Regions from separate parts of the Homo sapiens genome. Here regions 2 and 3 are each linked to region 1. The links are chromatin loops, found by intact Hi-C in ENCODE. Cell type or tissue: mammary epithelial cell. All regions are shown on one strand. Links, peaks and the distances in the headings refer to the core of each region. The heading gives the core; the rest is flanking DNA. Region 1 overlaps TSHZ2 (teashirt zinc finger homeobox 2). Region 2 overlaps TSHZ2 (teashirt zinc finger homeobox 2). Region 3 has its middle 49 kb from the start of TSHZ2.

The links. A loop is a pair of places that touch in the nucleus more often than their neighbours do. Peaks named below come from ENCODE experiments on the same cell type or tissue, not always from the same donor. Only the 100,000 strongest peaks of a DNase experiment are listed, where the experiment ranks them.
Region 2: a loop joins it to region 1, with 11 times the contacts of the local background. A loop is called at or near these places in 8 of 110 quality-filtered maps.
Region 3: it touches region 1 in a loop (8-fold over the local background); 2 of 110 quality-filtered maps call a loop at or near these places.

Annotation. Positions count from the first base shown.
Region 1 is chr20:53,211,800-53,222,239 of GRCh38, forward strand. The region is part of intron 1 of TSHZ2 (teashirt zinc finger homeobox 2); the gene reads left to right. Among named protein-coding and RNA genes, the nearest start is that of TSHZ2, 240 kb to the left of the region's middle. In mammary epithelial cell, for the core only: a CTCF peak has its summit at 5,474 (motif pointing left); no DNase peak of the experiment used is centred there; H3K4me3 peaks cover 139 bases.
Region 2 is chr20:52,976,107-52,986,546 of GRCh38, forward strand. All of the region lies in intron 1 of TSHZ2 (teashirt zinc finger homeobox 2), which reads left to right. Among named protein-coding and RNA genes, the nearest start is that of TSHZ2, 9.0 kb to the left of the region's middle. In mammary epithelial cell, for the core only: no CTCF peak of the experiment used is centred there; no DNase peak of the experiment used is centred there; H3K4me3 peaks cover 3,103 bases; H3K27ac peaks cover 4,641 bases.
Region 3 is chr20:52,917,799-52,928,238 of GRCh38, forward strand. No RefSeq gene overlaps it. Among named protein-coding and RNA genes, the nearest start is that of TSHZ2, 49 kb to the right of the region's middle. In mammary epithelial cell, for the core only: a CTCF peak has its summit at 5,372; DNase peaks (open chromatin) are centred at 5,503 and 8,913; H3K27ac peaks cover 2,577 bases.

The DNA.
Region 1 (10,440 bases), core at 1,688-9,687:
ATGATCAGGTTTGGGCTGCCAGTGTACCCGTCACCCCAGAAGTGAACATTGTACCCAATAGGTAACTTTTCAACACTCATCTCCCTCCCACCCTCTCCCTCTTTGGAGTCCCTGGTGTCTGTTATTGTCATAATATTGATAATGTTTAGTATTATAGGAGGGGTCCATGAAGACAAAACTGCTGATGGCCACCCTGTCCTTACCTGCGTTACCCAGCCCACTTAAGTTTCAATCATATCGAAGTGGCATAAATGAGCTCAAAATTGTTCCTAACTCTCAATCGTGTTCAGAAGGGCCTGTTTGCATAAGGACTGGGGGCCCAGACAGCACTGCTTCTCTAATGAAGTTGTCATCTTGGAATCCCTCACATGGAGTCCCTGAGTGACCCAGCACTTGGAGCATAGGAAATGAAAGAACAATGACTTTGCAATAATTTAAAGTGTTACATGAGCAATGACAACATACTTGCGGATATTTGAGCTATTTCTTTAGAGGAAAAAAGAACAGTTTGGAGAAACCTAACTCTTGTCATATGGTTTATTTAATGATGATACTAATTTAGAGTAGGTTCCCGCTAATGAAAAGCTGTAGCAAATTATACTAACGAATCCTTGCTGTAAAATTCTTTCTTGTAATTCTTTACGGGAACACAGGGCAGTTTTCAAATGAAGATGTGATGGACATTCGTTCTTGAGTTTTTAACTGCCCCCAAAAGGGAACTCTGAATTACTGGGACACATCGAGGGGGAGGGATATCGTTTATATAATAATCAGGACTGCTTTCATTCAGAGTACAGAAAGCCCAACTCAAATTAGCATCAAGAGGGACTTCATTGGGTCTTCTAACTGAATAGTGTGAGGATAGATCTCAAGTGTGGCTGGATTCAGAAGTCAACCCACTTTCCTCTGTGCCGGCTTCATTTACAAAAGATTCTCTCCGCATGGAGGTGTGGTCCCCCAGATTGAGAACCAGCAGGAAAGGAAGTACTGCTTTCTCCTGGTGGTTCCCAGGAAATTCTGCAAGTCTTATTTTTCAGAATTGGCTCAGGAACCCATCCCTGGACCACTCCTTGGGGCCAGGGGGATGACGTGCTCCAAAAAAGCTTTGGGGCTTGCGTGGCATGCTCATTAGGTGGTTGGTGTGGGTTGACTTCTCCTGAATCCTGTGGATCAAAAGTAAGGAGGGGGATCCACTTCATAAGACAATTGAAACCAAGGTGTTGTCAATCAAGGGAAACAGCAATGGACACAGGGGAAAGAAAGGAAAATGTCTACTGCAATATGTAATTAATAGTATGGAGGGTTAAGTTTCAGTTTTTGTTGATTTATGGAGTTTTTCAATGTCTTACAAACAATCAAAACACCGAAAAACTTTTAAATAAAATTTCAAATAGCTACAAATCTAGCTACCTTAGGTTTAAGTCACTGGAGATTACTGGTTGAAAGTTTGTTAACAGTTTCTTGTTCATGCCTTGAAAATTTCATGCAAAATTGTACCTTTTGGCTCTCTCTGAAGAAACATGACAATTTGGAGTCTGGATTAGTCCTTGAAAAAAGCTGGTCCCTGAATTCCTTCTGCTGCTGCACCTGGATGCTTCGTTACAACTAGAGCTAATAGGAACCACCCAGCACTCGTCAATGCCTGAACTGGGCTGACTGCATGGCTGATTAAACCCACAGCAAAAAGTGTTTAAAGTTTAATTAATCAGTCAACAAGAAAAATTGAACTCTATACCATGGGTAAAGCGAGGCTGCACACACACACACGAGAGACAGAGAGAGAGAAAGAGAGAGAGAGAGAAATTTGATGGTGAAGTATTTCCTATAGAAACAACCTCTCTTTCTTTGGTGACAACATTATTTGGGACACCATTAAGAATTTAATAAACTAATTGGACTTTTTTTTTTTTTTGCAATTTCATGCCAATGAACACTGATAAACCAACTTCATGGTTGCTCTTCACACTTGAGATTTGAATAGTACCTTTATAAAACAAAGCCATTATGAAATGGCCCTGTCACCGTGACTTCTAAAGGGTAAGACTGTGCCTCCTGACAATAAGTCCAGCCTGACTTTGTAACATCTCTTGGCTCCCTTGTCTGGAAGGATGATTAAAATCAACAACTATTTCCTGAGTGCCTCTTCAATATAGGACATTGTGCTAAGTACAATATAGTAGTAGGTGCTGGCGGGGAGGTCACATACACAGATAAACCATAGGTGTCGGCCTTACATTGCTTCAAATTCAGTGTGAAAACACAAAACTCACACGATAAAGTACAGTGTAAAGTGACATATGGTAAGTAGCCCAAATCAAATGAAATTATTTAAATTGATGTAATTAAATATTTATTGAAATACTTACACCTACATAACAGGCTTAGTTCAAGGTCTTGAGGAAATAACAATGAGCAAAACATACAAGATCCCTGATCTCTTAGAGTTTATGTTACGGGGGTGGCAGGGGGAGAGGGAGCGGATGATGGACGATTGAACAAATAAGTATAAAATATGTCAGATTATTAAATGCTGTGCAAGAAAAATGAAGCCGAGCAAGGGCTTAGTTGGAGGTGGAGGAAAGTGCACTTTCCTAAGACTGGTATGGGAAGGGGCTTTTAAGAAGACAGTGTTGCGAGGGCTCACGCCTGTAACCTCAACACTTTGGGAGGCTGAGGCCGGCAGATCACTTGAACTGGCCAATATCGTGGCCAAGACAAACCTGGCCAATATTGTGAAACCATGTCTCTACTAATAATATAAAAAATAGCCAGGCATGGTGGCACGTGCCTTTAATCTCAGCTACCTGGGAGGATTAGGCAAGAGAATTGCTTGAACCCGGGAGGTGGAGGCCGAGGTGACCAGAGATCATGCCACTGCATTGCACTCCAACCTGGGTGACAGAGCAAGACTGTCTCAAAATGAAAAGAAGAAGAAGACAATGTGAGCAGAGAAAGGAATGAAGCAGAAGGAAGGGAGGGTGTGTAGAGTGTCCAGTGCCTGCCTGTGCTTAGTAAGCACTCAATCAATAAACACTATTATTATTATAATTAATCTAAGAAGGAGCCCGTAAACCTGAGAGGAGAGTGTCATTGCAATGAGCTTGATTGAAGCAAGATTTGTGAAGGATGTGGCATTTAAAAGGTTGAGATAAGAGTTCATGGGGAGATGAGGGAAGGGCCATCTGAGGGAAAAGGAAGGATAAAAAATCCAATGGACACTGAGATCGGGCACACCAGTGGGCGGGACCCATAGGCTAATGTCCTCCTGCAGAAATGCAGTTTGGGTTTGTTTTTGCAGGGAGGTTGTTTGTTTGAGTTTTTTTTAAAGATTATCTCATCAAAACCTGAATTTCAGGCTACTGTGAGAAAAAGTAGAAAATCTAACAGCACTGAGCCCACTTTTCCACGTGGCAAACACTGGTCTAAGTCCTTACAGCCCTGCCACATCATCCCAAGATCACAACACCACTTCCCGGGATTCCAGTATATTGCGGTGGTTTTTAAGAGCAAAATAGCAGCATTTTGAGAGCTGCCTGTCATATGAAAAGCGTTCTCACCACACCCTTCCACTGTCTAACCATGCCACAGTATCTTGTTTCTCTTTTGGTTCTCATTTCCTGGTATATGGGAGAGGTTGAGTGGCTTTTGCCAGACATTTGCTTTCTTTCCAGAGCTCCTTCAGCTATGGTCTACAGTCAGAGTTCCATCATGGAGGCATCCTAGATTTTTTTTTTGCCTTTGGGAGGGGAGAAGTGAGGAAGAGACTATATTAAAAATGTAAGAAAGGCTGGGCACGGTGGCTCACACATGTAATCCCACCACTTTGAGAGGCCAAGGCAGGTGGATCACCTGAGGTCGGGAGTTCGAGACCAGCCTGACCAACATGGAGAGAAACCCCATCTCTACTAAAAATACAAAATTAGCCGGGCATGGTGGCACATGCCTGTAATTCCAGCTACTCAGGAGGCTGAGGCAGGAGCATAGCTTGAACTCAGGAAGCGGAGGTTGTGGTGAGCCGAGGTCGCGCCATTGCACTCCAGCCTGGGCAACAGGAGCAAAACTCCGTCTCAAAAAAAAAAAAAAAAAATTTAAAAAATGGTTTCATAGGGATGGGAAAAGAGGGGTCCCAGGCCTAATTCCCAGTCTTTCTCCTAGGGTTGAGCTCCTGCCCTTTTTCCCCTAAGGCCAAACACCTGTCTCTGATGTCTGATTCCTCTTCTCCCAGAATTCTTCATTTTGGCCAAGACCTTCTTCCCCAGTCAAATTCCCAGAGACTCATATCTGGAGGACAGAAAGGCACGACCTTAGCTCTTCCTCAGAATGAGGAATAGAAAACAGTGGGGGGCCAGCTCACTTTTTAATAAGACACTAGTATTTCAGCATTCTATGAAGTCAACACCCAAGGAATGTCCCTGTCATCTGTTCTCACCTTGCAATTGCTGGTCCTGTTGTCTTCCCCAGCCCTCTCCACACCTCACTTCACCAGCCAAGCCATTGTTGGCTCCTAAGCATTTCAGTTCCTGATGGAGGAGTAAGACAGGTAGTCAGGTAAAGCTGGAGTGAGGACAAATGGGACTGGGGTGGCGGAATCCCTGGCAGAAAGTCAAGGACGTGAACATACAAGGAAAAATAGGCCACAGCCAGAGCACTGAAGGCCACAAATGTGAACCCCTAGCTAGGATATGTCATTTTATGCCAGGCAAAATCAGGACAACAAAGGGTTCTCAAGCATAGGTGCGACCCAACCAACCCTTCACCAGCCAGGAACATTTTCTGGTGTTAATGCCATCTTAGAAAATGCTGTGAAAAGCTCCTTGCACTGAGCTAGTTTCTCATCCCCTGATGTTTACACCTCTCAAAGGTGCATGGAGCCCCACAATGTGTCACTCTCTGATTTGTCACCTGGAGAACACAGCGCAGACATGTTTGGCTGCTTTAATATTTCTCTATAAATCAATCCTCTTTCCCCTTAATCATGTGGGTTGTTCTTCTCTGAACTTGCTCCAATTTGTCTACATCTTGCTGGGACTGAGTTGTCTAAAAGTGAACACACCCTTCAAATGCGGGAACTCTCCCTGCAGCCCCTGGCAGCTCCTGGCGACTCACTTCACCGCCCGGAGAATTCCGTGCAGGGCTCCAGCGGTGAGCAGAGTTGGAAACGGCCCATCCCCAGTTTCCAAAGAGGCCGTGTCTTTCTGTTCCTGAGCGGGCCCGTTTGTTATTTTTAGTGTCTGATTGTCAGGCTGCGGCATTAGAAAGTCTGTGGTCGCATTACATATTCCAGAAAGTCACATTGCTGGTGATGTGCGGCTGTATCGATGGATGAGTAATTGCTCGCTGTCAGGCCCACCCGGTGAAGCTGTGTCCTCCCAAGTTGTGAAAGGGGGATAGTGCGAGAGCCGCACCTGCCGCGGCCCCACCTGTCTGCGCTTGGCCGATGCCAGCACCTGCAGCCTTTCGTACCAGCGCCCTCTGCTGGTCGGACGCCCCACTTCTGGGCGCTCAGGGAGCAGAAGGGGCCTGGCCTCACCCGACAGCCCCCTGGCTCTAGGCAAGTGAGATATTATTATTCCCATTTTAAAGACCAGATAACTGAGCCCCAAAGAAGCGAATATGTGGCTCACAAGCAGAAAGGGATAACAGATGGAAGAACAACAATAATCAGAACAGCAACGCCAGTGAACCGTTGCACATCACTTAATTTGCCAGGGGCTGCAAACCCACAGACAAATAATGGCAGAAAGTGCAGAGAGCCAGGCGCAATATAAGGAGTGGATGGGGACCATGGCAGATCCCTGGTGCTCAGTCTAGAGGAGGCAAAAGCGGTAAAGCTCTGCCACGCAACCACACAGGGCCAGTAACGTCAGAACTTCTCAGAAGGCATCTATCCTTAAGTGTGAAATTTCTCTGATTTTGAAACAATTCATGGGCCAAACAAAATATGGCTAAGGGCTACATTTGATCCACTGCCCCTGCTTGTAACCCCTGGTTTACACAGAGTTATCTGACTTACTATCTCATTTAAGTTTCACATAATCCTGTGATATCATTACTGGTTTTATCCTCACCTTTGCAAACAAAAAAACTAAGGTTGAAGGAAGTTATGCAAATCTAATTTATGTTAGAAAGGAGAGTCAGACCTAGGCTTTCACATCCCAAAGCATAGATTCTCCTCCCTGAACAATACAGACAAGTATTTTACTTTGGGAGAAAGGAGACTGGCTAGCCCAACACCCTCCTTTTTAAGAGTGAGAAAGCCGAGGCTCCTTTGAAGGAGCCGCAAATGGCAGGCTGCACTTTACAAACAGTCTCAAGTCTGGTTCTTTCAAGTCATGATGTTGTCCTTTATTCTGCACTAAATTTGTTTTCTAAAGACTACGCCTATAGGCTGAGGGCCTCTCACCTGTGATTAGAACATTTGCTTTGAGTAGCTTTCAAGGAACAGAGCTGTGTGTGTGCTGCACCAACCACATGGTCTCAGCTGGCACCTATTATAATTCAAATTGAGAGATGGGAAACATTGAGATGCATTAAGCAAGATCAAACTTTACAACAGTTGGCACAGGGGCAAATGAATTCGGCTTGCCGACTTATTTGTTCGGCCCACACAAACCACTAAATAAATAGATAATCGTAATAATAATGTACACAGCATTGCCAAAATTTGTCAATCAGGTGATTTCGCATAAAAATTCAATTTCTCATATTCTTTTGCAAAATCCAAACATCTACCGCATTGGTTCTATATTCGCAGATGACGAGATTAGCTGGAGCTATGTTGTTGCCACCTCTTTCCAGCAGGGCATTCACTCAGCAACTCTCCCCAATACCTACCTCTTTCTATTGTCTCCCTGAGGCCAAACATCACTAGCCATTTATCATTGTGTTTGGGTCTTTCTTTTCATAAAGAAAATGAGTTGTCTCCTATAGTAATGTCTCTCAAAAGTGAGAAAACAGACTGAGAATTCGAGAAAAATAAGAGAGAGCATCTTTCTTTACAGTGATGAAGATATTCTAAAATATTCATATTTATTGAACAATTTAGTGTTACTTTCCTTGTCTCTGGTCAGCACCTGAGTTTTCTACACCATTTTGGAGACTTTCTAATACAGTCTAGTATCTGTTAGTCTAGTAATATGAACTACCTAATACAGACTTAATCAGTGCAGTTTAATGAATCAGCTGATTCAAAACAAGATTGGGCAAAATGAGAACCACAGCTTGCTAAGCCCCCAGCTGCACTGTGGGTAGCCATTTCCAACAAGAAAACAGTTAGGTAAAAGAAGCTTTTACTGTGTCTCCCCCTTGGAGGCCTTTTCTCAGTATTTCCATAGAAAGCCAATTTCTCATTTCTCCATTGGCCCAAGACTTTCAGGTAAACACAGAGTCTATTGAAATGCTGTGAATTCCCCCATAAAAGCTGATGTCCTCATCCATCCATTTCTATGGCCCACCCCTGGCTTTTTAAACACGAGAACAATCTTAAGCAGTTTAGCCAACAACAAGAAATAAAATTTGTGAGGCTTAACATCTCCAAACAAAAAGCAAGTGGCAGTGTTGCTTTTTTCTTCTGCAGTTATAAAAGACTGAAAATGGAATATTCATCCCTGTTTCTGCATCATTTTGTATTAAATTTGTAACTACTGCATAGTTAGCACTATAACTTTCTATTGGTATGATTGAGATAATTATTGTTATTCATCTTTTAATTGATAAAGCTTTGGAGATGTTATGGGCTAGCAATTTGTGACTGTTACCTTTATTTGAAGAGACTAAAATCCCAGAAGTTGAAATTATCTGTTCCTTGGGTCACAAACTCCCTCAAGGACTTCTCCAGACAGGTAATTTGTGTGGGCAAAGTAACCTTATAAAGAGCTCCAGCGATCAAAGAAGTTACCTATACTCAGCCACAGCCAATTATATACATGGAAGAATGCATTCCAGTATTACTAGATCCTCAAATTTTTCAAGAAAAGCCAATAATCTGATTGGTGACACCTTTTGATTTCCCAATGTCAATAACTAATTCCTATTTTGTTTTTAAATATTCTGAGTCAAACTAAATATGTATGTGGATCCACATTTGGTTCAAATTTACCAGTTAGACACCTCTAATATAGTGTTGACTCCTCGATTTTGCAAAAGGAAACTGGAGATCTGTCAAGGGATACTCGAAAAACAGAGACAGAGAGCTAGCATTCACATCCACACCATTGAACAAGCTAAGGTGAAGCCTGACTGTGAGATAAGACAAGAAAACCACTTTCCTCTGAAATGAAGAACAATGAGGGCTCTCAGATTTTTCCTTACCATGACCCTTCATTCTCAGTGGAAACCCCTTCTTAACCTCATTATCAAAATAACGCATTTAGCTAACTTGCCATGAAGGAACAGATTTTAAACTTTCATTTTTCTTGGAGGAAAGTCTTTGGGGTAATTGGAGCAAAAAGCTACTAAGAGTCAGTGAATATTTCAGAATGAAAAAATGAAGAAGGAGCTAAGTCACATACATACACACGTTCATACACACACACTTGTCTAAAGGTGGGGCTTTAAGAGTTTGAGCACTGACTTGGGAAGAATTAGCCTCACATCTATTGAAAGCTCCCTGTTGATGAGAAAATTCCTCTACAGGGTTACTGATTAAGGGCCAGTTTTTTTGTTTGTTTGTGTTTTTTGTTTTTCTCCCATGTCAGGGTTAGCTCATGGGCCAACCTATTTTTATGGACACAATTTTATTGGGACACAGCTGTGCCCCTTTATTGATGCATTGTCTATGGCTGGTATCACGCTAAGACAGCACAGCTGAGTCGTTGTACCAGATGCCGTATGTACCACAAAGCCTCAAATGTCTACTATGTGGTCCTTCACAGAAAAAGCTTGCTGACTGCTCCCGGATGTGAGGGGCCGGTCATGCATCCTGTGGCACCTTGTAGGGTATTTTGTGAATGAAGGACTAAGAAAATGATAATGGGTACCAGGAATCAAAAACTCAAATGATTATAGAAAGAAGAAAAATTAAACACAGCAGGCCATGAGAAAACTGTTGTGAACTGGAGTGCTTGTTCTGCATCTCAAGGTGACAGCATCTGCTAAGCTCAGAGATTGCCATCTGGCAGGAATGTAGACCCAGTATTCCCAAACCTTCTGATTCATGAATGATATGGTTTGGCTGTGTCCCCACCCAATCTCATCTTGAATTTCCCATAATTCCCACGTGTTGTGGGAGGGACCCAGTAGGAGATAACTGAATCATAGGGGTGGTTTCCCCCATTCTGTTCTCGTGGTAGTGAATAAGTCTCATGAGATCTGACGGTTTTATATGGGGAAACCCCTTTTGCTTGGCTCTTATTCTCACCTTGCCAGCCTCCATGTAAGACATCCCTTTGCTCTTCCTTTGTCTTCTGCCATGATTGTGAGGCCCCCCCCGCCATGTAGAACTGTGAGTCCATTAAACCTCCTTCCTTTATAAATTACCCAGTCTCAGGTATGTCTTTATCAGCAGCATGAGAATGAGCTAATACAATGAGCACTCATCAATCTGGATTTTCATGTGAAATCTCAATTTTTTAAGTGTTGGTAACTACATTTAAAAATAAATACTGTGGGTATCTATAGGGGCCACCTATTTTTGTTATCTTCTGGGTCAGCAGGGAATGTCCTTATCTTTCTTGTTTCTGATCAGGCTACAGGAAAATGGATTGCTAGAGAACAGAGGTTTTGTGACGGAGTGGTATAAGAAGAAATCTGATGGCCAAGGGCTTGTTACTGGGTCTGTTTCAAATGCCAGCACCTTCTGTGTCTGCCTTCAGACAACACCAAACACCTAAATCATCTTGGTAAACACAGATAGAAAGAGACAGAAAGGTTAAAAGTATACTCATAATCACTTGCTTTTTTTCCCCTCCTAAACGTGTTTGAGAGCAATATTGTTTCGTAAAAACAAAATGACCCCATTTCTAAAGCAATATTCATGCTAAGCTACTCAGCTGTTAAGTATAACCAGCAGTTTGCATTATGATGAAGCTAAGCCAGAATTTCAATTATTTTCTGGACACATTTAAAATTATAATACTTTACTGGGTTAGTGTTATAGTTCATTCAAATTACTCACAAACTATCATATCAATCTCTTGCAACTGCTAATGCCTTACAGATGCGTGAAGTTAGGCGAAATAAGAAACTGACCAGGGTAATGACTTTCATACTGGCATTGTATTTTAAGGGATACATGTCCCTAAGTATTTGGATGGCTAATGGTCAAAAGCTAGCTCTTACTTCTTATAATATTTAGGCTAAAAGATATAAAAAGAGGATAGAGACCATTCTTTTTCCTATTTCCAGGAAAACATCTGGGTCTGTACAAAAATTCCCAGCAGTCCACTCTACCCCTCCTCCCCACAAATTTTACCTCTTCTGACAAATGACTTTAGAATTCTG
Region 2 (10,440 bases), core at 387-8,386, 240 kb before region 1:
AAGTTCCATGTTTCAAGGAATCAATTACAGAACTTTCTACTAAAGCAGGTATCTAAACAGAATAAACAAGATGATATTGTAAGTGATGAGGAATTTTAGTCTTTATTTGTTATGTTCCTCCCCCTTCAGGGGGAAGGGATGTGAGGGGACAATTCTCTTTAAGGAAACAGCTAAATCAGAGTATTTCCCTCTGAAATGTCATTCTTCCTGGCTTTCTTAAGCTATGCTATTCCACCATACTATTACTTAGGGCAAGAAAAAAAAAGTTGAGAAAGCAGCCTACAGTACCCCAGGGGTTTGTGTTGTGTGTGCATGCTTGCTTCCTTGGATGTATATTTCACTCACCATTAAAATACATCCACTATTACCTGAAAATATTGCAGGATTCAGTACCAGCATTTTCCCCTTCTATGCATTTCAAGGGAGATAGAGAAAATGGCAGGAAAGTAAAACAGAACGGTGTTTTGATTTGTTTGCATTTTGCAGGATGCAGAGTGGTTAAAAATTTAAAATTGTAGACTTAGAATCTAACTCTTGATTTTCTACAGCCTATCTCAGCCTCTGTGCGCGCACATAAATAATACGTATTTTATTTCACCATACTGAACTGCTTTTATATTAATGACAGCCAATTGCAATAGAACACACAATCTTTTGTGAGCACATCTTGTGAATATATCTTTTATATATGTAAGTTATAGGATTCTGCCCCTGCCCACCCAAAGCAATTAGATGTTTCCCTCTTGCTGACTCTTAAAGGCTTTCTGATCACCCAGATCTGAAGAGTCTTGCAAGAAAGAACAGCTCCCTCAATTTATTTTGTTTATTTAATATGGAGATGAATAATGCAGATTTTGTTTTCATGAATGTCCTTGTGTGGCAGTAAACATTAGACTATTAGCAATCATTACTTAAAAGTTGCAATTTGCACCTTAATAACACAGGTTATTTACATGGGAAACATAGTCAACAGGGACAACTCTGAACACTGCAACAGAGCAGAAATGACCTCAGAGATCTCTTTTCCACCTCTTGATAGTGATGACTCTGAATTAACCGGTGAGGTCCCAGAAATCTCAACCAACAGGATGGAGGGAGGGGGCAGGCAGCTCAGGGCGAAGTTTACCTTTAATTTACTGTCAAGTGGGACAGCTTTCAAGAGACTAGGAATCGGGTAGATTTGGGACCCTTCCTCCCTCACTTTGTTTAAACATCCTTCAGAAAGACAAGTTCACATCTTGAATATTTAAATATCTCACGCGATGGATTCCTTCACTTGCCCAAAAGTATGTTTTTAACAAATGAATGGAAAAATACACACACACACACACACACACACACACACACACACACACACACACACGCATGGACACAATAAAGTCCAAAGGGTCTTAGCAGCACAAACTCTTTTGGCCATTCTTGTTACTTAAGGCAGATATCTGAAAAAGGAAGGATAGATTCCTTGAAATCGCTTGGTCCACACAACATTTTGGACGGAAATTGATTGCTTAAGTGGTCCTTTTCCCACCCCCGTCTTGATTTCCTTCTTCCACCTCTCACCTCACCCTTAAAGACTCAGACTGAATAGGACATCTCAAAAGCCCATTTGTTTTAGGCATTTATTGATTTCATTTTTAATCTGCCATATCAGGACACAATACGTTAACCCTAATCAGCAGATTACAAGTGACAGAGAGTTTAGTGGAAACTCTGTAAGGGAGCAGGGGCTCCGGGAAACTTCTTGACAATGAAAATCTTCTCTGAGGCTTAAGAGTTTGGATGCTGAAGATTACTTTTGGGGAGGGGAGAAACATTCCTCAGAAACAGTCTACATTTTTTTCTTCCACTTTACATTTCTTTATCTCCCAGTTGCCCATTCTACTGCTACACTTTGGGAATGCTTAACACCCAAGAAATACCTCCCAAGTATTTTTAGGAGGTCGGTCCCTGAAGCAGCTTGACTTTTGTCATAGTCTCCAACGGACGTTTATGCTTTCATTTCATCCCAGCTGATTTCTCATTCATTTGACGGAATTTCTCCAAAGGATAATACCTGAGTTGATCTGTTTCTTTTCCCAGGGCCTTGGGAATTGTGCTGTCCATTGAATGGGTTTTGGTCATGGGGGTGGGGGCACAGACTGAGCCTGGCATTTTTTAAAGCCATTGAAATGATGCCTCACTGTTCATCACTGCAGCTGAGCTTATCAAGTCAACCAAGAAGAAAACCTAGGCCCTGGTCACGTTTGTGCTATGCCTGTAATTAGCTGACACGAGGTAAATGTCCAAAGTCGACCTTCCCTTCCATCACTGTATTTATACTATCAATTTTATTTGGGAATGTCATGGTCTGGGAAGACTCAGCCACTATTTCGAAGGCAATGCCTGCTTCTACCTAGGTCCCCTTTAAAAAAACACAGAAATTGCCGAACAAATTCTATATTAAGACCAGGCATACACGGAGTATCATTTTCGTTTGATGCAAAGTCAGTTGGAAATACATTTAACTAACAGTTAAATAGTGTCTTGCATCGCTTCCCTGAAGCAGTGGTTTTTCATTACATATTTAATTACAATCAAACTGAACGACTTTTATTAAAAAAATCACAGTGGTATTAAAAGAAGCCTGGCGCACAAATAATTTTATTGCTTCACAAGTTGAGAACGCTTTTATATTTTTATTTCTTTGAGAGAAATTTATTTTAATTTTCTAATGTTGTGATAAATACAGACTATCTTTTACTGTAGTCTGTAATCAGGGAGAGCTTATCCTTCTATCTTTATAGAGTCTGCTTACCCCAGAATAGGTTTTTACATTCATTTTTCAGTAATTTGTAACAATTGGTATTTTTAATTTTTTTTTTAAGTTTTACAAGTTCTATTTAAAGTTAGAAATTCTCACATTCCTTAGGGTGATCTTTGGCAAGCAGCTCTTCGATTATAGGAGGAAGTTAGTCATTCTAACCACATAAGAAAGTGGAGAGTACTTGCTTGCTTACCTGAATATTACAGTAAGAAAAAAACACCATCTATTTACATGCCTCTAACATGTAACACTATTTTCACTGGATTTATAATTTCTTTTTTTTTTCCTCCTACTGACCTTTCATTCACTTGTTTTGGGAACTTTTTCTGAGAAGAACGTTTAGAGATAGCATTTAAAGTGGATTTCAAGATACATCAGATTTTAAGACATTGTAATAAAAATTAGAGACTTCAGAGCCCAACGGTTCACTGCTAGTCTAGGTCTGCAAACTAATGAGAAAGCACCTCTGCAAACACATAGTTTCAACTTTAACTTGCACATGAATGGGGAGCGTCTCCAGCAGTGTGGCCGTATCCATATTGCTCATTTTGTCCGAGAAATTATTTTGTCCAAGGGTATCAGACTGAGGTCCGTTCAAAGACATTATATACATACACAGAGACACAGAAGAGAAATCTGAGATGCGAGTGGGAATTGCTGATATATTTGTTTCCAAAGCAAACTCCATGAATGAAATGATTCAATAATTTGGAGGCATTTGAAAGTCATTAAAATGGCCATTTGGAATTTTCAGTTGTTGCCTCCCTCAATTTTTTACGTTTCCCCTGTAGAAAAAGACATCCTCTGGGCACCCTCAAATATTCTGGGATGCTAAAGTCATGCTAAAATTATTTACAATTTTAGAAATTAAAATTCAGGAGGCACAGCAAGATAATCCGATTATTAATATATCAGTATTATTTAGCTATGCATAACAACAGGAAAACGCACAATGCAAAAGTTTTAGAGATAATGAGCTTAGAGAAATTACATGGGGGGAAGAAATACCTGGATCATATTTGAAAGCATTTGTCTTGAATTCTGCTCATCTAAATGAGAGCTCTCTTTCTACCTGTGTCATTTAAAAAACAATTTCAATATCCTCCTACCTGCTACCCCAGCCTGAAGCAGGGACTAATGAAACTCTCTCTGGACACACAGATGTAAGACACTATATTACACAACACTTTTTAAAAAATTGTTTCAGAAAACCAAATGTGGGCATGCAAACCAAAAGAAAAACCTCAAGGATCTTCGTAAGATAGCTAGCTCAGGGTTCAAGATCAAGAGAACTTTGTTGCGGCAGGATAAGAAGACAACAGCATTGCGTTTTAGCTAAACATCTCTTCTTGGCAAATGAGAAGCGGTGAAGCAGGGAAGATTTTTTTAAGGAGCTTTTTAGCTCTTTTGCATCTCTCTCCAAAGACTAATTTAATTGAAAAGCTGTAGTGTCCATTTATGATTAAGGAAAGGCCTCATGTTTCCACAACACTGCTAGACACTAAGGTGGGTTTGAAGAAAAAAAAAAAAAGGCCAGCATTCTGCAGTTTCTGTTAGTATAAAAATTAAGATCACTGGTCTTAATTACTTGAGTGCTTTCAGAACTGAAGGAATACTCTAAAATCACCCCTGAGCTTTCTTCTTAAAGCCACATCTAAGCCATTTCTATGGAAATTATATAGTTTAGATATTAAGGTGGGTAGAATACAGTTATTGCTTTTAATGAAAATAGTTACGAAGGGCAGAATGAGATAAAAACAGAGTTGGCAGCAGCCATTCTATTTGTAATGAATTTGAAAGAAACTTCCGTAATGCTTTACTGGATCATGAAAAACCCATGAAACCTTGTGACATGGGAGATACAAAAATGAGACAGAGGGTCAAGGTCTTCTATAGGGGAAAAATGGCTTGTGTAAGTGAGAGCAGTGGCATATAAATATCTCTATATAAACTGCACAGGGCTTACTTTAAATCACTTCAATTTATCAGATCCTTGGAATTTTTTTTATGTATTTAGGAGCCTCTCTTTTATACCCCAGAGAGATATGAATAGCTTCTGGGCCAAGATGATGCTGTAGAGAAGAGTCAAATCTATTCTATGTGCACGGTGCCATTTGGTACAGAAGAAATGCCAAAATGAAAAGCCATAAATGCGTTTTATATCAGAATTGCCTTTGGCTATTTTCCTTTATTAGAAAGTTGGGTACACTGCTGAGTGCTTCTTCTTGTTTTCCCCCTTGGGATTAGATTTGAGACTGTGGATGGAACAGCGGAGTAAGGGCAAGTGACTTGGGTTCTGGTTGCAGCCTTGCCCCACGCTAGTTATTTAGCCCCGGGCAAGCTCTAGAGATAAACCTTACTCTCCGGGTAAGAATGTGAGTTTTTGGAGTCAGACTGATTGAAGTTCAAGTCTCTAGGTCTAATTCTTATTCGGCCGCGTAAACTTGGGCAGGCTGCTCAAATCTCTGCCCTCCACTTTCTAATCTATAAAATGGGGGCAATCATATGTTCCAGGTGTGTGGAAAGGATTGTGTCAGAGGAGGGCTGAGAAAGTGTGCTGAAACTGTTAGGCACCACAGGGATACGAGGGAATAGTGTGTCTTTACCCTGAATAACCAGACTATGGAAAATTTATATTAACTGGGAAACAAGCAACTTACCAGTTATCACAGAACAAGGGGTCCAGGGCTTGAAAGAAACCAGATATGGATGGATTTTGATTTGTAAGCCTGGAAACACAATGGCTAAGCAGTGTTTTAGCCTCTTCTCCTGAGGCAGACTCATTCTGGGCTGTTTGGAGTCCAGCACCCGCTCAAAAAAGAGTTTCTTTCCCAAGAAATAGAATTTATAGCACCACCAACAACGGTAACAATGGTAACAATGATATCTGCCACTAAACAAGTGCTTTTTACATACCACGTGCTTTATATGTTTACATTTATTCGTTTACACGGCAGTTATTTCTTGAGTTCCTACTATGTGTCAGATGCTGTTCTACTACCTGGACCTGGAGGTGAATAGGATGGGGATGATCCCTGGGGATCTTGCCCTCCAATTGGGGGAAGCTAGAGAATATACAAAGAAATTTATAAAGGAAAAGATAATTTCAGTATAGAAAAAAAGCTTCATGATGGCAATAGCTTTATAAAAGCAAAATTATGAGAGCAGGAGTTGGGACAACAGAGATGTAGATGGTCAGGGGAGACCTCTCAGAGGAGGGGACATCTGGGCTAAGTCCTGTTCCTTATAACTTTCAAGTATAATCCCTGTTTTACTGATGAGAATCTGAGTAAGTTGCAGGATAACTCATTCAAGTTCGTGCGGTAGCCAAGCTGAGTTTTAAACTCAGCTCTTCCTGCTTCCAAAGTCCATGCATTTAATTTATTATGATCGTTTATCTAGAATAGTCATAGCGAGTTGCCAGGAAGGACCCAAGGAAGAACCCTCAGTCTTATTATTCTCCCCCTGTGTCTATTGTGATGTCTAAAGCTATGGGGTTAATTGAGAGCCTAGACGGAGGATGCTGCCTTTAGCGGCATCTCCAGATAGAATCTTCAGGCCAACTCCTGTCATCTGAAGTTGTCTCTTTATGGGATGTTCTTTCATATGTCCGTACATGCATTCATTTGTTCAACAAATATTGGCTGTGCATCTATTATGTGCCAGGTATTGTTCTAGGTGCTGTAAAAATAACAGTAGACAAGAATAGAGATGCCCCTGCCCTCACACAGCTAATATTCTTGTGGGCTAGCCTAAAAAGCTAACAAACAAATAAATATATAACACAATATTGAATAGTCCTAATTGCATTTCATAAGAATAAATCTGGCTTCATGAGGTAGAGTATGATGGAGGGTTGCCATGTTATATAGAGTGGTCAGGGGAGCTATTTCTCCAGTGGTGATTTGATCAGACCTGAAAAAAAAGTGAGAGACTAGCCAAGCACAGGGCTGGGAGAAGCAGTCCAGGCAGAGGAAGGAGGAAATGCCAAAGGCCTAAGGAGGTGATGTGATCTGATTGGTTATTAGTTGAACATAGGTCCTGTTTGTATTTCAAAAGTGATGATGGACTTGGGCATGTTTGCTCTCTCCGTCTACTTACCCAGCCCCTAGTGATGGTGAGTAGGATGCTTAGGATGATAGAGGTGGCAGCTGGAGATAAAAACACATTCCCAGCCTTCATAGAGAGATTGGTGCTGTGATGGATGACATGGCGAGGCTGTGGAAAGGCATTGTTAAGAGTCAAGCCGACCTGGGGTCCAACTGCAGCCAGCTGTGCACTCAGAAGCAAGTTTCCTCACCTCATTGCACCTCAGCGTTTTCATCTGTCAGATGGGGATAAGAATTTTGCTCACCTCACATTTTACTTGTGATAATTAGATTATGTGACACATATAAAACTCTTGGTGCGGGCCCAGTATTTACATGGGTTCTTCCTCACAAATGAATGTTTTTTATTCTTGCACTTAATTGTGTTTTCTTTTCTGCAGGAATTCTGAGAGAAATCTAGGCACCTGAGTTAGTCCTTGGCACCGTTTAGGCAGTAACCAAATATTTCCTGATGAATGAATAAATGAAACTGTAAAGAAATGAATGCTTTCATTCATATATTGCTTTGTATACTAATTAATTACTTTCAAGTATAAGGATCTCTTTCATAGGTCTAAAACTTTTAGCAGACCTCTGGACCAATTGCAAATCCTAGCTGTTCTTAGAATATGTTTCAAATGAGAAAATATTAATGACCAAAAGACGATGATTTTCGTCTGAATCTTGTATTTTGCGCATCGTGACATCACGTGCCTTCGACTGAAGAGCAGTGATATCCCTTTGTGCGGTAAATATTGTGCATTCATCTTCTAGACAGTGCTTGCTGAGAACATGGATGGAGGGGAAGGAGTGGAGGGTCCTCATTTCTGACCCTGAGGTTCAGCCTCTCCCTGCGCGCTCTCCAAGTGGTGCTCCGAGCCCCCCAGGACCTGGCAACTCTGTCCCTCCCCCACGGGGAACCCGCGCTCATCCCCTCAGGCCCCAGGCGGCGAAGCTTAGGGGTTGTTAAGCTAATGGGAATAGGCTACGGGCTGTTTCCTGGTAACGCCTTCTTCACTTTTTAATTGTCACCTCCAGATAAGTGCCTGAGAGCAGGAAGAAGGGAAGCTGGCTGGCTGCCTGTTAAGATGTATCTTAGGACAAAGAGATTTGGGATCCTGGAGAGCACGGGGGAGATTCTGCTGCCTGCCTTAGGACCTTTATGAACAAGCGTGATGTTGGGAGGGCGGCTGTGGCTGTGTACCAGGTGCTGTAGGAGGCGCTGGAACTGGAGCCTTGCATCCGAATGACAAAGTGCCTGCCTTCCCGGAGCTTACATTGAGTGCGGAGGACAGACCAGGGACTAGCCAGCAGACAGTCCCATGTGTCAGGGTCTGGTGTTTGCAGAGGGTGTTTGCAGGGGTAGAGCATGACAGGAAGTGGCTGTTTTGGATAAGACGATCAGGAAAGGTACCCGTCTGCGGAAGTGATACTGGGTCTGGAGTGAAGCGGTTGGAAGAAAACTGCACCTCTCTGGAGGAAGACAGTGCCAGGCACAGCTGAAAATCCGGGGCTAGAGCTACTGGGAGGAACAGGAGGAGCAGCTGGGAAACTGGGTGGCCGGAGCAGACGGGGAGGGTGAGCAGGGAGGGTAAAGATAAGCAAGCAAGGGGCTGGGGCTGTCACCGAGGTGGGGTGCCTCGGAGGGTGCAGGAGCAGAGTCAGGATCTGACTTAGGTTTGATAGGCTCCTCTGGCTGTCCTGCGATTTATCAGGGACCCAGGTTGCGAGCAGGCCGACCACTCAAGAGGCGTCTACATCAATGCAGTCAAAGGCTATGCTGACTTGGACCAGATGGATGGCGGAAGAGCCATGACAGTGGTCCGGGGAGAGACCACAAGTTTGCAGGCAGGGTGCTAGTGAAAAAGAGGCGTCTACTGAAAGCTGTCCAGGAGAAATCAGACTAGGTTAGCCATGAATATTTTCTCTAATTCTGTCTTCTATTTTTCTCCTCCAGTTATATGTAAGGGTCTTACTGCAAATTGTCAGTCTATCGTTCTCTGAGCCAAAGTGGAAACCAATAAAAGTGTTGGGAGCTGCCTACATTCTAGAACTGACCGTACAGGGAAAGAGGCCACACTTTTCCACGCATATTTCCTGGAGTCCTGGAATGGCTTCTTCACATATTTCTCCACCCCCATTAGACAACTCAGTCACTAGGCAAGAGGATGGATCTTGGAGTCTGACAGACAGGCATGGGTTCAATTTCTCTCCAACGATTATTTCATCTCGGTGCGACCTCAGGCATCTTTGCTTTCCCAGACTTTGTTTTCTCATTAGCAAAACAGACCTAATAAAAGGACTCATTTCATAGGTTTTTTATGAGGATTAATTGAGATAAACCAGATAATACGCTTAACACCGTGGTACTTGCAATGAAGAAAATGGTGAATGGTACATACATGGTAAGTGGTCAATACATTTTAGTCATTCTATTAACAAGTTAATAATCCTCTCCATGCCTTGATTTCCTTATTGGTAGAATGGGGATAATAAAACCCCCTTCTGGGTAGTTGGGAGAAGTCAAGCATTAATACCAGTGAAGCACTTCAAATGGTGCTTTGCATACAGCGAGTGCTCAATAAATGTTAAATTCTTAAAATCATCACCACGATTCTGACCTTATGGACTTTGAAGGGCAGATGTTGTGTCTCATTGCTTTCGTGTCCACAAGACCTGGCACATAGACGATGCTCAATAAATATTATTTGAAGGAGTGAATGATGGTGACATGGTTCTTAGGAGTTAAAATGAGAAAACCCAAGGAGCCGAAAGCATGTCTCTACGGGGAAAGGTTAGAGAGCACTGACTCAAACCATCGTCTCCAATTATGCAGTTTTAATGAGGAAGCAAGCCCAACCTTGAACATTATTTAAGCCAGAGTTATCCCAATAAGCATTTTCCTACCATGAGTGGTAGATTAAGTAGCATTGAGTCATGTAGTGAAAGTAATGTCCCTTCTTCATACCATTTCAATGCCTCTGGTAAGTCAAGAGAAAGTCTTTGATAATAGCCTATTTTTAACACCTCTCACCCTTGTTTGTCAGAAAGAGCAGACCTCAGATTCAGAGACTTTAGCAAGCAAAGATATCCAGTAAAGAAATGAAATAATGGCCGGGCACAGTGGCTCACGCCTGTAATCCCAGCACTTTGGGAGTCCTAGGCAGGCGGATCACGAGGTTGGGAGTTCGAGACCAGCCTGACCAACATGGCGAAACCCCGTCTCTACTAAAAATACAGAAAAAAAAAAAATTAGCCGGGCGTGGTGGTGGCACATGCCTGTAAACCCAGCTACTCAGGAGGCTGAAGCAGGAGAATTGCTTGAACCCGGGAGGCGGAGGTTGCAGTGAGAGCCGAGATTATGCCACTGCACTCCAGCCTGGGCAATGGAGCAAGAATCCATCAAAAAAAAAAAAAAAAAGAAAGAAAGAAATGAAATAATAATCTCAGGGCAGGGCATGGTGGCTCACGCCTGTAATCCTAGCACTATGGGAAGCCGAGGTGGCAGATCACCTGAGGTCAGGGGTTTGAGACCAGCCTGGCCAAGAT
Region 3 (10,440 bases), core at 1,410-9,409, 290 kb before region 1:
AGTAGGAGCTTATCCAGCCTATGAAGCAGGAGATGGTGATCATTCAGGCAGAGGACAGTAAGCTAAAATCACCTCATTTTTTCTCTTCTCTGATGCACTCAATTAGTGGACACCTTTTGGTTTTGCTGCCCCCTTTTCTCCAGTGATAGCACTTTGATCTTTCCTTGGATAGCTATTCTTTGCTCACTCTTGGCACACAAAGATAGGGTAGGACTGAATCCACTCCCAGCTCCTGATTGGGCATGTAAGTCGGATCTGTGCAACCATTCATCTGGCTGTGGAGATGAGTGTGGTCAAAATTGAACCAGTCAAAGTGAATCTCAGGACCCTGTATGGAACCTCTAGAAAGAAGAGTACTATTGGTTTCCTAGGACTGCTGTAAGAAGTACCACAAACACTTCTTTTTGTTAAGAGCAACTTAACAAAAAATTATTATCTCACTGTTTTGGAGGCCAGAAGTCCAAAATCAAGATGTTGGCAGGCCATGGTTTCCCTGAAGACACTGGAGAAGGCTCTATTCCAGGCCACTCACCTAGCTAGTTGGAGTTCATTGGCTTGTGGCAGCATAACTCTATCTTTACATGGCTTTCTCCCAGGGCCCCCGGACATGGCTGAGTCCAAATTTATCCTTTTTACAAGGACATCAGTCATGTTGGATCATAGACTCAGCATACTCCAGTATACTCCAGTATACTCCAGTATGACTGCATCTTAACCACTCACAACTGCAATGACTCCATTTTCAAATAACAACACATTCTGGGGTATTGGGTGTCAGGACTCAGGAATCTGGGGAGAACCACAGTGTAACCCATAACAGAGAGGTTCTCATTACACAGGATTTAAAGTTGATAATAGATAAGTCTGATGCTTCTGGGGATTCTAGATGGGGGAGAAATACCCTCCCTGGGAATAAAGCCAACTCAGAGGAAATGAGAACTGAGAGACAACAAAACAGGTTCCCACTGTCATCATCTGAGCACCTGGATCCAGCTATGCCTAATTTGATCCCTGAACTTTTCAGGTACAGGAGCCAATAACTCCCTCATTTTTTTAAAGCTGACATTAGTTAGAGTTGGGTTTCTATAACATTGAAATAAAATAGTCCAGTCGAAAATAAAATCTTAAGCCACTTAGAAATTTTAAAATTTTTATAAATAAATTCTAGGATCCATAAGAGAAAAGGATAGGTTTATTAAAGAAACAGGAACTTTAAAACAGGTTTAAGCCAGTTTTGAAGAGCCACCCCTTTCTAGACACATCCTTTGATATCTTGCGTAGTAACTGTTAGTAGTTTGTGACATTTCTAGTCTGTCCTGGGTGTTACTAGTAGCTGACAGGTCAGGCCTGTCACCTCCATAAAAGCAATGAACATCCATACCAGCAAACTCTATGGTGTGGAGTCCCTTTGAGAATTACTGATGTCACACTAAATCTCATCAGCTGTATTTATTCTCTCTTCATCACTGCCATTTGAGGCTCTTCAAAAAGAAGAAGTCTGATTATTTTTACATGAAGATAGCTTCTCCCTGCTCCTGTGATTTGAAAATTGTAAACCAAAGCTTAATTCTAGGAGAGTTCATTTGTCCTCATGGCAAGTATAATTAAAATATAAATCTCTAGGGGGAATACCTGGAAAATTAAGGTTATTGTTGACATTATTATTAATTAATAATTATCAAATACTCACTTTAAAAAATGATTAGCCTTTAGATTTTGATAGCCTCCATTATCCTCATTAGGTAATAGTGAAATAAAGATGAATGAATCCTCAAGCTGATGAATTAATGATTAAGGCAGTCCAGAAGAATTCAACCTAGATTCTGTATCCAGCAGGCTTCCGCATCAGCCTGTGGCATTCTCTTAGCTGGTTAGATTTTGAGTAAGTGTTCGAATGAGATTAACTCTTAGAGCAGTGATTTCATCGGGAGATAAAGTCTGATAAGTAAAGAAGAAAAAATACAAAACCACATTAAATCCTTTCAGCAATATCCCACTGAGGGTCCCCAGAAGGTGATACCAGAATACAGCCTGCATGAGGTTTCTGAGACACCCTTCTATAATCTTGTCACAAGCAAAAGAATTTTCTAAGGAAACATCTAATGATGCTGATAAGAACCATGCACATGAATCAATGAGGAACCTAGACCTCTTGGTTTAGATTTGGTATGACAGTATTGTGTGTTAAATAAATACCAATAAATTATTAAAACATATTGGTTGTATCGTAACACAGAGCCTTAACAATGTATTATGTCAGCATGTACAGCTCTCGCTCAGGGAAATTCTCCATCTCTTTAATTCAAGCATTGACATTCTGTGCCAGCACAAAGCTTTTTTTTATTTGAGATTGACACATGTCTAAAATTGCTTAGATTTTGTGTTGTGCTCTTAATACTTGAAACCCGGCAAATGAAATTCTATGTCACTGTGCATGAACAATGCCTTACAAAAAAAAAAAAAAAAAAATCTTAGCCTGGGGGTTCAACTAGAGGATTGGAGAAACAAAAAGTGCTTTCACTACTATTGCTTCAAGTTGGGGGAATAATTACTTTGCTCGAGGAAAAGGGAGGGCCATTCCTAGCCCCTTGAAAAAACAGTATGTTTGTCAGGCCTTAAATTAGATCATTAAATTCAAGAAGGGTGTTGTATATGGATCCTGGTCATGTCAATGTAAGGGCTGCCTGTGTCATGGTGAGGATGTTAGTCCTCATCTGGTAACTATTCAGGGGAGCTTCTTTGCTCCTGTTTTATTCTGACATGCCTGGGTAATTGTGGTAACCCTGATGAACTCTCCTTTCTCTACCTGAGGATAAACTTCCTCCAGTTTACTTTCCAAAGGCATGATTATGCCTTCTACTTTGGCTGTAGTTTTATTTTCATGGGATTTTCTCAAAATAACATTTCAGGCATCAAGCATTACTTAATGCCCTTGAATGTCACCACATTACTAATGGGGATGGGGAGTCTGGCCAAAGCTGGGACTCCCTAGGTGAGTATGAATGGCAAATCTCACGTAGCACTTTGGCATTTAGCATCTTATATCTACAAGGTTGTCCCTATATTCAGTTTTTGATGCAACAGTTTTGTTTCATTCTCAGCTGTTGGGAAGAAAAGAAAAGGAGTTTGCTTAAGATTGAAAATCTTTTTGGACTGTGATCTAGATGCCTCTACGGGACAATCTGGGGCCATAAGCATAATGAGCACACACTCTTTAGGAAGGAATTTCGACCTTTTCTGCCTTACTGCTCAATATCCATTTCCCATCCTCCAGTGCACTAAACAGCCGTCCCAGGTGACCTCGCATTTCCCCAATAAGCCGTTTTGTTTCAAGCTTCCGTGCCTTTGCACACGCTGTTTTTGCTATTTGAAGTGCTTTCCCCATCTTTTGAGAAAATTCCTATCCGTTCTTTCAGAATCAGCTCCAGAATCTTTATGAGATCTCTGCTTCCTGGAGAAGCACCCCCAGTATGTTTAATTTGTAATGAACCTCTTCAAATTGCTCACCTCTTGTTTCTACCCCCTCAAATTTTTGCTTCTTGAATGGTGAGGCCAATTGGAACTAGCCGTTAGGAGCTATTATTATATTCCAAATCCCGGAGTCAGTGATCGAGGCATCAAGCCATTTACTCCGTGTCAAAGCCATGCTATATGGGCTACTCTCCCCATCGTTCAGATGTGAATCCTGAGACTCTGAGAAGTTAAGCAACTTGCCTGGTATCACATAGTTAATAAGTCACAGATCCAGGACTCAATCCCCTGAAGCTGACACCAAGTATGACACAATTGATTTATCGCCACAGTAAAATTTTTTGTTTTCCTCACTTCTCCCGCAGCACTTGATATATAGTTGCTGCTGTGATAAATGAGCAAATGTTTGGATTATAAAGCCGTTTGTTATGCTATATAGCCCATTCTACATTGGGAGATGGAATGTAAAATGATGTATAATACAGTCTTCTATAATGGAGACTATTAAGATAGAACAGAGAGGGCCAGGCGTGGTGGCTCATGCCTGTAATCCCAACACTTTGGGAGGCCGAGGCGGGCGGATCACGAAGTCAGAAGATCGAGACCATCCTGGCTAACATGGTGAAACCTTGTTTCTACTAAAAATACAAAAAAAAAAATTAGCCAGGCGTGGTGGTGCTCGCCTGTAGTCCCAGCTACTTGGGAGGCTGAGGCAGGAGAATGGCGTGAACCCGGGAGGCAGAGCTTGCAGTGAGCCGAGATCGTGCCACTGCACTCTAGTCTGGGCGACAGAGCAAGACTCCGTCTCAAAAAAAAAAAAAAAAAAAAAAAAAAGATAGAACAGAGAGAATATTGACAAAAGAATAATAGTAATAGCGATGATAGTTTACATTTTGCATATGTGCTGTGTGCCAGGTACTGGTATACACCTTATGTAACTCTGCATGAAACTCTATAGATGAGCTTCAGGAAAGTTAAGGGACAAACTTACCTCAAACCTCTAAAAGGTTAGAGGTTAGTAAGAGCCAGCATCAAATCTTGAACCCCAAATTACCCCAAAGTTAGCATAGTGGAAAAACTATACAGACACACTGGAAGCAGGCTGCTGATGTAAACTGTTTGTATTCAATACGCTCCATTTTGCAATAGATAAAGTCCTTCTCCTGTAATTTAGATAGTTTGAGTTCTCACTGTGGCTTCACTACCCATGAGTTGGGTGATCCGAGGTAAGTAATTTTTCCTTTTTGGTTTTGGTTTTCTTAAAAATTCCATTCTGGTTCTGAGACTTGATGTGCTTCTAATAATTTATGCAACAACCTGCAGTAGCTAGTTGACCCTTCCTGTTTCTCAGCTACAAGCCTTTGACAGCTCAGGAATTTGGCGTTTGTCACCCTCTGCCTGGACACTTCTTTCCCACTTCTCCCATGTGGCTTACCCTTCAGGTCTCAACCCAAATGCCACCTCCCAGAGAGAACATCTCTGACCTCAAGTTAACCTCCTTTGCTACCCCCCCATTACTTCCCCTACAGGGTTTCCAGAAGTTGAAATTATTGCAATTATTCCTTTACTTGCTTTTTCCCTACTCCCACCACTGAAACACAAGACCATGAGGACAGGGCTCTGGCTGTCTTTTTTAACATGGTATACTCATGCCTCAGACAGTGCTTGGCACTTACTAGGTGCTCAGTAAATATTTTTATTGTTACCCTTTTCAGTCATTGTAAGTAAAATAAATATTGTTAGTATTTTCAGTGATTCCAGAGAAAATCAGCCAAAACTTTAGCGTTTCACACATCTTTATAAATTTCCATTTTCCCTGGATGCTCATTTCTCAATACCTGTAATTACCTTTCTACGCCACCCCATTCTCAATCCTTCACACATAGTCCTGCTTTCCATGCAAGGTGGGGGAAAGGCATGTGGCTGGCTGATTAAGCAATTAGCCAGGCAAGCAATTCTTTCTTGAGCAAGTGAGTCATTGCAGATTCAGAAACTAGGCATTCACACTGGAAACCACCCAGGCAACTTTGTTCTTGAGTACCCTTGCCTAATGCGGTTTAATGAAAACCTTTGCATCACTTTTAATTCCCTCTTAAGTAATGCATACCATTTAATCAGGGTTCCCACCCTTTCTATTGTGAGAGCTGGGGGCTGGTTTATAAAAGAAGAAGACGAGAAATAGCAGTTGACTCAAGACCTACTGGAGGGTTCTGCTTGCCCTGCTGAGGCGCCTTTGTTTGTGGAACTGCATTGTTTTGTTTCTGTGGTTATATTTAGAGCAGTGCACAGAGAATGGAAAGGGGATGGGAAATGAATGAGTTTACAAATATGTTGGTGATATAATTAAAAGGGCAGGAAGATGCCATGTAAATAAATAGTAATGGGGGGAAGGGAAGAGCTGAGCGAGAGAAGACCGAGGAAATTCAGGAAATATGGGGCTTCACTACGAGCAATAAGGCTGCTTGGCTGTGAGTGTCATGCTGTCCCCAAGCACTGCCAAGGGTCCAAGGCACATTTCCTAGACAACGGGACATTATAATGAAGGAATCCACCTGGAGTTTTCTCTCATCACCACAAGGAAAGAACTTTTCAAGCATATTCTAGGCAAATCCTTTTCTTTTTTTTTTTTTTTCAAAAAAAAATTCAAAAGTAATAATAGATGTTTTGATAAATGAATAGCTACCCTGATTGAAGGCTTGCATTGGCACAGTTAAAAGCCCTTTTACTCATTTAATTCACACAGCAGCACTCTGAACTAAGTACTATTATTATTCCCATCTTTCAAGTGATAAAACTGAGGCAGGGATGTGAAACCACTTGCCCAAAGTTAAACAGGTAGGAAGAAGCAGAGTTAGCCCTGGAGGTCATTTTGCCTTGCTCCAGAACCCATTACTTTAACAACCTCGCTCTCCTGCCTCTCCGCAATTTAAGTCTTTTTAGAATTAACCATATGAAATTGCCAATCTTGAGTCATTTTCTATTTACAAAAAGTGGCAATTTCACGTGATTCAACCTAATGCAAAATTATAGAAAGTATGAAATTCTTCCTCCTGCTGTCAAAAAATGTGTATTTCTAGAACTTTCCAGTGCACACACCTACAATGGCACTGCTAGACAGACGTCCATAATTTTATATTGTGTTGTTTACAAGACTGGGAAAATATGCTCAAAAATATTCCTTGGACAACAATGCACAGATATTCTTGTGCACATGTGTGACTATTTCTGGAGGCGGGCTATCTGGAAGCAGAATGCTAAATCATAAACTTTCCCTCAGGGCATGGCAGTTCTTAAAATTCTGCTCTCCTTGCTTCAGTCATTCAAATTTCCAGGTGCTAGGTTCATAGAGGGAATGACAAGTCATTTGAGCCAATGAGGTACAGATGCCGGATACAAAGGGGGTGGACCCAGAAAGACTTTTGAAGAGGTAACCCCAGCAATGATCTTCCCTCTGACCAGAACATAGATATTTCAAATTTATGAATATGACTTCCTGCCTCAAAAAGGTCAGAGATCACCGTGAAGCTCTGGTTTGTTTCATCAAGCCCAGAGAGATATGTTGAAGGGGTGGTGCTGACCTCAAGGGTCTTTGCTGCCTGGAGATGAAAGGCCTGTGAAGGTCAAAGACCTCGGTTAAGTCAATATCCTACACAGTGATAGCTCTCTGATACTCTGATCTTCAATGACTCAGCTCCCTGGGGATCCCATGCTCCTCAGACTGAAGTGATGTTGGTTCTTGGGTGTTTAATGTCGTCTGTCTTGATCTCCTAGTTCTCTTTTACCTGGCTCATGCTAGTCTATCTGGGATTGCAGCCGACTGATCTTTTGAGTACATCGGGTGTTCATTTCTGAGACTCAGAGCTGTACTGCCTGGATTTGTGCAGCTGTTGGGATTCCCTGTTCTTGGATGGAGACTGTCTCGACTGTCTGTTTCCTGGACACCAGCAGTAACCTGCTCTCTGACGATCCATTCCACTCCAGGCAATTTCAACCCAGCAAAAGGATGATGGTTTCTAAAATACATGTTAGATTTTAATCACTCCTCTGCTTCCTCATAATTCTTTTTTTATTTTTTTTTGAGACAAAGTCTTGCTCTGTCACCCAGGCTGGAGTGTAGTGGCATGATCTCAGCTCACTGCAACCTCTGCCTCCTGGGTTCAAGCGATTCCTCTGCCTCAGCCTCCCTAGTAGCTGGGACTGCAGGTGCGTGTCACCACACCCAGTTCATTTTTGTATTTTTAGTAGACAGAGGGTTTCACCATATTGGCCAGGCTGGTCTCGAACTCTTGACCTCCAGTGATCCTCCCACCTTGGCCTCCCAAAGTGCTGGGATTACAGGCGTGAGCCACCACACCCAGCCTGTGGCTTCCCATAATTCTTAATAAAATACCAAGTCCTTCCCATGACCTATACAGTCCTACCTTATATGGCCCCTTCTGCTCCTTCCTAGGCCCCACCTCATACTAATTTCCACAAAATCCTGGGCTCCAGCCCTGTGCACCTGTCCACGCCTTCAGGGAACCATGTTTATTTCTTCACACCCCTCCAAAGTCATTAACTTGCTGTTCCTTCTTTAGGAAAACTCTTTCCCTTAATTTCCCATGGGTGGTTTAATCTTTCCATTTCTGAAATCCTCTTTTGTTGTTGTTGTTGTTTACTTATTATTTTCTGTTTCCCTAATAAATATTCACCCATAAAAGCAGAGCCTTCTTTTGTGTATTTCACCAGTGTTTAGAATGATACTTGGCACTTCTTAGGAGTATACTAAATGTTCGACGCAAAAGTGAATGAAGAAATGAATGGGTCTTGGGTTTCTGTTTTCCAAGAGCCAGTGGTAATTATTAAGTAAAGGATTTCCTTTGGCTAGTCTTCAGCGGACATGCTTCTTTCCAGAGGGAGGACGAGAAAGTGGATAGGTTTGTTAGGTTAACAAAGCTATATGTTTAAAAACGTTCATCATCATTTCATATTAAAGTGAAACAATGTCAATACCTTTGTTAGGAAAAGCATCCAATATTGTGTGAAATAACACAGAATAGAAATCTGTTACCAGAATAAGGTTACCCATAAGAACTGGCACGAATGGTGATTAAGAGTGTGCAAATAAAAAGAGTTAATTCCAGAACAATGTGTTTGGCATTACAACATTTGTTATTTAAAAAATCATAAACTAAGAGATTCATGTCTGTGTTGACATTGTAAAAGAATTTAAGGGAAAAACTGGTTATCCCTGAAAGATGAATAATAGAAATGTTTTTATTTTCCATTCCACGTGTTTATGGTTGTTTAAAAGCACTGTGTATTTCTTTCATTAAGCAGGTAAGACACCAAAGGGATATATAAAAAGCCAGCACAAGTTCAATCTAAAAATGAAAAAGTAGAGAATGACTATTTCTAAAGCAAGTAGAAACAATGATTCATAAACTGGGCAATGATTAAAAAAACAAACAAACCAGGCTTAAAGGTGTGACAGGCTGTGATCAGACAGTCCAAATCCTTCATCCAACCCCTGGCTCTACACAACAGCCTTTGTGGCTTAACTGGTGCTAAAAAAGTGCTTCTTCAAGCTGATGTTAGACTGCCCTTCAGAAAGAAAACTGAGCAAACCATTTTACTTTATTTTTATTTATTTATTTATTTTTTGAGACGGAGTCTCACTCTGTCGTCCAGGCTGGAGTGCAGTGGCGTGATCTTGGCTCACTGCAACCTCTGCCTCCTGGGTTCAAGCAATTCTCCTGTCTCAGCCTCCCGAGTAGCTGAGATTACAGGCACCTGCCACCAAGCCGGGCTAATTTTTGTATTTTTAGCAGAGATGGGGTTTCACCATGTTGGCCAGGCTGGTCTCGAACTCCTGACCTCAAGTGATCATCCACCTTGGCCTCCCAAAGTGCTGGGGTGAGCCACCGCACCTGGCCCAAACCAACATTTTAATAATACTTTTAGAAGTTTCTTTCATTCATAGGTTCTCCCCTCTGTGACTTATTGATACTCTCGGGTCTGCCTTCCTCCCTTTGTACTGGAGATTCGAGTAGGGCCTTGTGCCAGTTGCCTGTTTCCAAGTTGCTGGTGTTATTATCACTGCTCACTTCTCTCCTTCCCTGTGGGAAGCTGACTCTTGTCTAATCTTTCATTCTCAGCCTCTGAAGTTGGGGGCAGAAAAGGTAAGGCATCAGAGAAACCTAAAATAGGAGAGGGGTCTTCAAATGATAAAAGCATACTTTGGAATTGAACCTGGACTGTGGGAATTGAGACATACATGTGGGCCTGCACTTGGTGACTTCAATCATGTAATGACAAAGCAGGATGGATGAGGACGGGACTTGTCTTAGTGGGTGGCTGGTAAGCAATAGAAACTTACTGCTCACAGTTCTGGAGGCTGAGAAGTCTGAAATCAAGGTGCTGGTGTATTGGGTATCTGGTAAGGGCCCCAACTTTTGGTTCATCCATGGCACCTTCTTTCCGCATCCTCCATGGTGAAAGGGGCTAGCTAGGTCTCTGTTATAAGGCCGCTAATCCCATTTATAAGGGTTTCACCCTCATGACTTAATCAAATCCCAAAAGTCTCCACTTCTTAATACCAACACATTGGAGATTAGGTTTCAACATATGAATTTTAGGGAAACATAAGCATTCAGACCATAGCAGGAGCCCATATTCATGTCTTACTAATTCATTCAACAAATATTTATTAAATACAAGTTATAGGCCAGATACTAGGTTATGTGTAGGGGACACAAGCAAAGCAGATAAGCTCCTAGCTCTCTTGGGCTCCCAGTCAAACTGGGAGGTGAACAGTAGTTACCAAAAAAGAAAGTATGATTGCAAGCTATGAAGAACTGTGAAAAAATGAGCATGTTTAACATGAATGTATGATTGAAGTCTCTGACTTAGTTCAGGTGGACAAAAGAAGGCTTTCTGGAGGAAGTAACTTTTGAGTAGAGGTGTGAAGTTTAAGGAGCAAACAAGGCA